Linked DNA regions of Homo sapiens: region 2 is linked to region 1. Evidence: read pairs that join two places in POLR2A ChIA-PET (ENCODE). Cell type or tissue: Panc1. All regions are shown on one strand. Each heading gives the region's core, and the rest is flanking DNA. Links, peaks and the distances in the headings are about the cores only.

The links. ChIA-PET counts read pairs that join two places held together with the same protein. Peaks named below come from ENCODE experiments on the same cell type or tissue, not always from the same donor. Only the 100,000 strongest peaks of a DNase experiment are listed, where the experiment ranks them.
Region 2: POLR2A ChIA-PET joins it to region 1 with 5 read pairs; 8 of 35 experiments call an interaction of 5 or more read pairs at or near these places.

What each region holds. Positions count from the first base shown.
Region 1 is chr16:71,574,057-71,576,973 of GRCh38, forward strand. It overlaps TAT (tyrosine aminotransferase), which reads right to left. Exons shown (of 12, transcript NM_000353.3): 2 at 2,125-2,371; 3 at 1,866-1,970. The coding sequence starts at 2,359. Among named protein-coding and RNA genes, the nearest start is that of TAT, 1.6 kb to the right of the region's middle. In Panc1, for the core only: no CTCF peak of the experiment used is centred there; a DNase peak (open chromatin) is centred at 1,430.
Region 2 is chr16:71,799,685-71,802,601 of GRCh38, forward strand. All of the region lies in intron 1 of AP1G1 (adaptor related protein complex 1 subunit gamma 1), which reads right to left. Among named protein-coding and RNA genes, the nearest start is that of AP1G1, 7.7 kb to the right of the region's middle. In Panc1, for the core only: no CTCF peak of the experiment used is centred there; no DNase peak of the experiment used is centred there.

The sequences.
Region 1 (2,917 bases), core at 179-2,678:
CCTGCTCAGAGGGCATTCTATTTAGTTCAGCTCTCAGCCATTGTGGATAAAGGAGATTCACTTCACATTTTATGTTTTACAATTTTAGTATAAGCACGAATGTATAAATGATAACAAGGAAGAGCTCCCCAAATACTCTGCACCATCTTGATTTCTGTGATTATATTTTATTCTGTGTAATACAAGGATTTCTATTATTCCCAAATCTTTTTTAGGGACTGTATTTTTTAAGAAGTTGTAATCGCCAGGCGCGGTGGCTCACGCCTGTAATCCCAGCACTTTGGGAGGCCAAGGTGGGTGGATCACCTGAGGTCGGGAGATTGAGACCAGTCTGACCAACATGGAGAAATCTCATCTCTACTAAAAATACAAAAATTAGCTGGGCATTGTGGCGCGTGCCTGTAATCCGAGCTACTCAGGAGGCTGAGACAGGAGAATCACTTGAACCCGGGAGGCGGAGGTTGCGGTGAGCCAAGATCATGCCACTGCACTCCGCCTGGGCAACAAGAGCGAAAACTTCGTCTCAAAAAAAAAAAAAAAAAAAAAAAAAGAAGTTGTAATCAGTGCATTCAATTCATGTGGTCCATTTTAAGTTTTTTATGTTATGTAATATTCTTATCAGTATTTTTGTACAAATTTTTATTTCAAATTATTTTTGTACAATATTTCCAAATGTTGGCTTACAAGCTTGAAGTATCAGCAGTTTCATGCCCATCATAATATTTTGCAAAATTTATGTTCAAAAAGACAACTTAGCAAGGCTAGAGGCACTATTTCATAATGTTTACTAATTTAATAGGTATAGATGGGTGTCTCAAAGTTATACAAATCAGCACTTCCTTAATTACTAATGAGGAAGAACACTTTTTTAGACATATATTAACACCTGTATCTCCTTTGAAATGAAATGTTCAGAACCTTTGAACATTTGTCAAATGGAGACTTGGTTTTGGTTTTTCAGGTTAAATCAGTTTCCTAATATTTGGATGTTAAAGTCATTAGAAACTTTTTTTATAACAACTTTTGGTCTTGATTTTGCTTTTATTTTTGTTGTATGAAACTTTATAAAATGTAAGTAATCAACCGAAAAACCACGAAGTCCCCGATATAACTCTTTAAAGTGTTTTTAAAATTTGATTTTATCATGAAACTGGGGTTTTATTCTGCATTAAGAATGTGTTTCTATGTACACATAAGGAAAAAAAATGTTCAATACTGAAAGTCAAGGAATCATGTACTTTACCAAAATATTCAGGGTAGAAATTTTTAATAGATGGAGAGAAACCTAAAAAGGAGTAATTTCAATCTATCAGAAACAACCTTCTATCCTTCAGTTTGACAGCCCATTTTTTGTTGTTCTTGGGTGTTTGTTTATTTGTTTGTTTAAACCCGTTAGTCATAAACGGTAACAATTGCATTTCAATGTGCTCAGGACCATAATGAAAATAGGCCTTCAATACATAGAGAAGCAGAAATGAAGCAAAGGAGCTATATACACAGAGCAATAAGTAAATCCATTTAGGACCTAGAGGCTCAGCAAACACAAAGCTCCTGCCAGACTCAAGGCCTTCAGATTAGAATTAGTAATGATAGGATAGGAGCTTTACTTGACAAATAAGTATGTTTGGGAGCCTAGAGGGGAAGTGCCCATATGTCAAAGAAAGCCAGGAAAGAAGTTGGACCTTGATGCCTTGTATTTAAGCATCCCGAGACCCGGTTCCCAAATCCAAAGGACCATGTAATCTTAGCCTCTCCTTAGGAATTGTGCATCAGGAAAGTGAAGAGGATTGCTAGACATTTAGTCCTGTTATAAGAGCACTAAAGATTTGGCAGTCACCAGGTATGGAGTCTCAGGAGGAGCTTACCGATGGATGGGGCATAGCCATTATATTTGCCCGAGTCCAGGGCATCTTTCATTGCCTGGGTAACTTCAGGGTCTGTAGGCAGGTTTCCAAACACAGTAGGGTCCCCTTTTTATGGGAGGAAAACACAAAAGGAGCCAAGAGGTTATTCTCCCATGTTCAGTACTCAGACTCACCCCCAACTGCCATCTTCTCCAACCAGCCTGTGAACATGAGAGTAGAGGAGGACAATGACAGCCCCTCAGTAGTGTCCCCAACTCACCAATGGACAGGGAAATCATGGTTTTGTTTGGATTTGGTTTCACCTTCATGTTGTCCACAATGGCTCGGATGGGGTTGAAAGTTTTCTTGGCCATGTCTGAGGGCCTCACAGACCACCTGGCCTTTCTGCCTTTCATTTTTCCCGGCACAGAGCTTCTCCCACCAACGTTGACATGCACGTCCAGAATTGAGGGGAGGTTGCCTTTGCTGCTCATCTGAATCATGTATGGGTCCATCACTAGCGAAGCCTGCGAGGGGAAAGAAGTTCCCTGTGATGTTGATAACATAGCGCTGGGGGACAGAGGAGCTACATTTGGACCTAAACATTGGGTGACTTCACTAAAAGTGTCTTTCCAAACTCTCTCTTTATTTTTTTTTCTACTTTCTGTTGTAAAGTAGCTTTACTATGAATGGGGGAGTTTTAAGAGTTTTTACTGAGATGGAAAATAAAGCAAGAACCCATTCTACTTAAGTAGGATTTGCTACACGCATCTGCAATTCCTGTCAAAGCTTAACCATGCTCTATGTGAAACCAAGAAGGAATAAGATGAAAATTGTTCATCAGTCAAAGCATAGGTTCTCCTTCCTTTCCATGCGAGCCTATCCAAGAAAATCTACCTAATGCTTCTTGTCATCTGCAGAGGACCAGGAAGAACCACTCCATCTTGTTAGAAGTTCCATGTAAATATCATTGTTAGTAAAAGTAAAACCTTATCCCATAAGCATGTTACAGCCCTAGCTGGAAAAAGAAATCAATACACCAAAAAGAAAAAAATTAACAGCTCAATCAGTCA
Region 2 (2,917 bases), core at 252-2,751, 230 kb after region 1:
AGTCAGGAGATCAAGACCATCCTGGCTAACATGGTGAAACCCAATTCTACTAAAAATACAGAAAATTAGCGGGGTGTGGTGACAGGTGCCTGCAGTCCCAGCTACTCGGGAGGCTGATGCAGGAGAATGGCGTGAACCCAGGAAGCAGAGCATGCAGTGAGCCGAGACTGCGCCACTGCACTCCAGCCTTCGTGACAGAGCGAGGTTCCATCTTAAAAATAATAATAATAATAATAATAATAAAAAATTATATTGGCTGGGTGCGGTGGCTCACGCCTGTAACCCCAGCACTTTGGGAGGCCGATGCAGGCAGATTGCTCAAGCCCAGGAGTTCGAGATCAGCCTGAGCAACATAGCAAAATGTCATCTTTTAAAAAAATAATAATAAAGAATTATATTGCCGGGCACGGTGGCTCACGCCTGTAATCCCAGCACTTTGGGAGGCCGAGGCAGGTGGATCACGAGGTCAGGAGATCAAGACCATCCTGGTTAACATGGTGAAACTCTGTCTCTACTAAAAAAAAAAATACAAAAAAATTAGCCGGGTGTGGTGGTGGGCGCCTGTAGTCCCAGCTACTCGGGAGGCTGAGGCAGGAGAATGGCGTGAACCCAGGAGGTGGAGCTTGCAGTGAGCCGAGATCGCACCACTGCACTCTAGCCTGGGTGATAGAGCAAGACTCCCCATCTCAAAAAAAAAAAAAAAAAGAATTATATTGGCCAGGCACGGTGGCTCACACCTGTAATCCTAGCACTTTGGGAGGCCAAGGTGGGAGGATCATGTGAGGTCGGGAGTTCAAAACCAGCCTGACCAACATGGAGAAACCCCCCCGTCTCGGGTCGGGTGCGGGGGCTCACGCCTTTAATCCTAGCACTTTGGGAGGCCAAGGTGGGCAGATCACGAGGTCAGGAGATGGAGACCATCCTGGCTAACATGGTGAAACCCCATCTCTACTAAAAATACAGAACATTAGCCAGGCGTGGTGGTGGGTGCCTGTAGTCCCAGCTACTCGGGAGGCTGACGCAGGAGAATGGCGTGAACCTGGGAGGCAGAACTTGCAGTGAGCTGGGATCGCGCCACTGCACTCCAGCCTGGGCAACACAGCGAGACTCCGTCTCAAAAAAAAAAAAGAAAGAAACCCCATCTCTACTAAAAATACAAACTTAGCGGGGCATGGTGGCACATGTCTGTAATCCCAACTACTCGGGAGGCTGAGGCAGGAGAATCACTTGAACCTGGGAGGCGGAGGTTGCGGTGAGCTGAGATCACGCCATTGCACTCCAGCCTGGGCAGCAAAAGCAAAACTCCGTCTCAAAAAAACAAAACAAAAATGAATTATATTGGCTGGGCGCGGTGGCTCATGCCTGTAATCCCAGCACTTTGGGAGGCCAAGGCAGGCAGATCACTTAAGGTCAGGAGTTTGATACCAGCCAGGCCAACATGGCGAAACCTCATCTCTACTAAAAATACAAAAATTATCTGGGTGTGGTGGCAGGTGCCTATAATCCCAGCTACTCTGAAGTCTGAGGCAGGAGAATCACTGAACCCAGGAGGCGGAGATTCCCACCACCTGGGTGACAGGGTAAGACTCCATCTCAAAAAAAACAAACAAACAAAAAAAAAGAATTATATTTACTGACCATGACATGTTAAAAAAAAAAAAAAGCGTGTCATAGAGTAATATAAATAATATGATCTCTCTTTAGTAAAAACAAAAAATTCCTATGTACACTTACGTGAGTATGTACAGTACTTAACTAAGCATTGAGAGAAATATTGAAGCGTAAATTCATTCATAATCTGTTAAAATTTGGGGTTAAAATTAAGACTGTCATAGAACAGATGATGTAACACTACAGGGTAAACACTATAGGGTAAACATCCCTAATCCAAAATCTGAAATTCTCCAAAACCTGACATTTTTTGATTGTTGACATGATGCTTGAAGAAATGCTCTTCAAGGCCGGGCGCGGTGGGTCACGCCTGTTATCCCAGCAGGGGAGGCTGAGGCGGGCAGATCACAAGGTCAGGAGATCACGACCATCCTGGCTAACATGGTGAAAGCCCGTCTCTACTGAAAATACAAAAAATTAGCCAGGCGTGGTGGCGGGCGCCTGCAGTCCCAGCTACTCTGGAGACTGAGGCAGGAGAATGGCATGAACCCGGGAGGCGGAGCTTGCAGTGAGCCGAGATTGCGCCACTGCACTCCAGCCTGGGCGACAGGGCGAGACTCCGTAACCAAAAAAAAAAAAAAAAAAGAAAAGAAAAAAATGCTCTGCAAGTGTTTCAGATTTTGGATTTTAGGATTAGGGATGTACAAGTGGTGTAACGCAAATATTCCAAAATCTGAAAAAATCCAAAATATGAAACATTTCTGGTCTCAAGCATTTCAGATAAGAGATACTCAATGTGTATTTGGTTGAAAGAGCTAACTTATATAAATGATTATACAGTTGTACAACTCAAAGTAAAAGGAGTTCCATTAGTGTTTTTACAGCTCAAGTTAGTGAACCTATTTAACTAAACCTCAAAACTAAACAACTGAAAAAGTGTTCAGTCTTAAAAGGAAGCAAAAGAAGCGTTTTTTACTTACCTCTTTTTTTTGAGACAGTCTATCTCTGTCACCCAGGCTGGAGTGCAGTGGCACAGTCTTAGCTCACTGCAGCCTTGAACTCCTGGGTTCAAGTGATCTTCCTGCCTCAGGCTCCCAGGCAGCTAAGGCTACTGGCAAAGACACCACAACCCAGCTACTTTAAAAAATTTTGGGCCAGGCGCGGTAGCTCATGCCTGTAATCCCGGCACTTTGGGAGGCCGAGGTGGGTGGATCACCTGAGGTCAGGAGGTCAAGACCAGCCTGTCCAACATGGTGAAACCCCATCTCTACTAAAAGTACAAAAATTAACTGGGCATGGTGGCGGG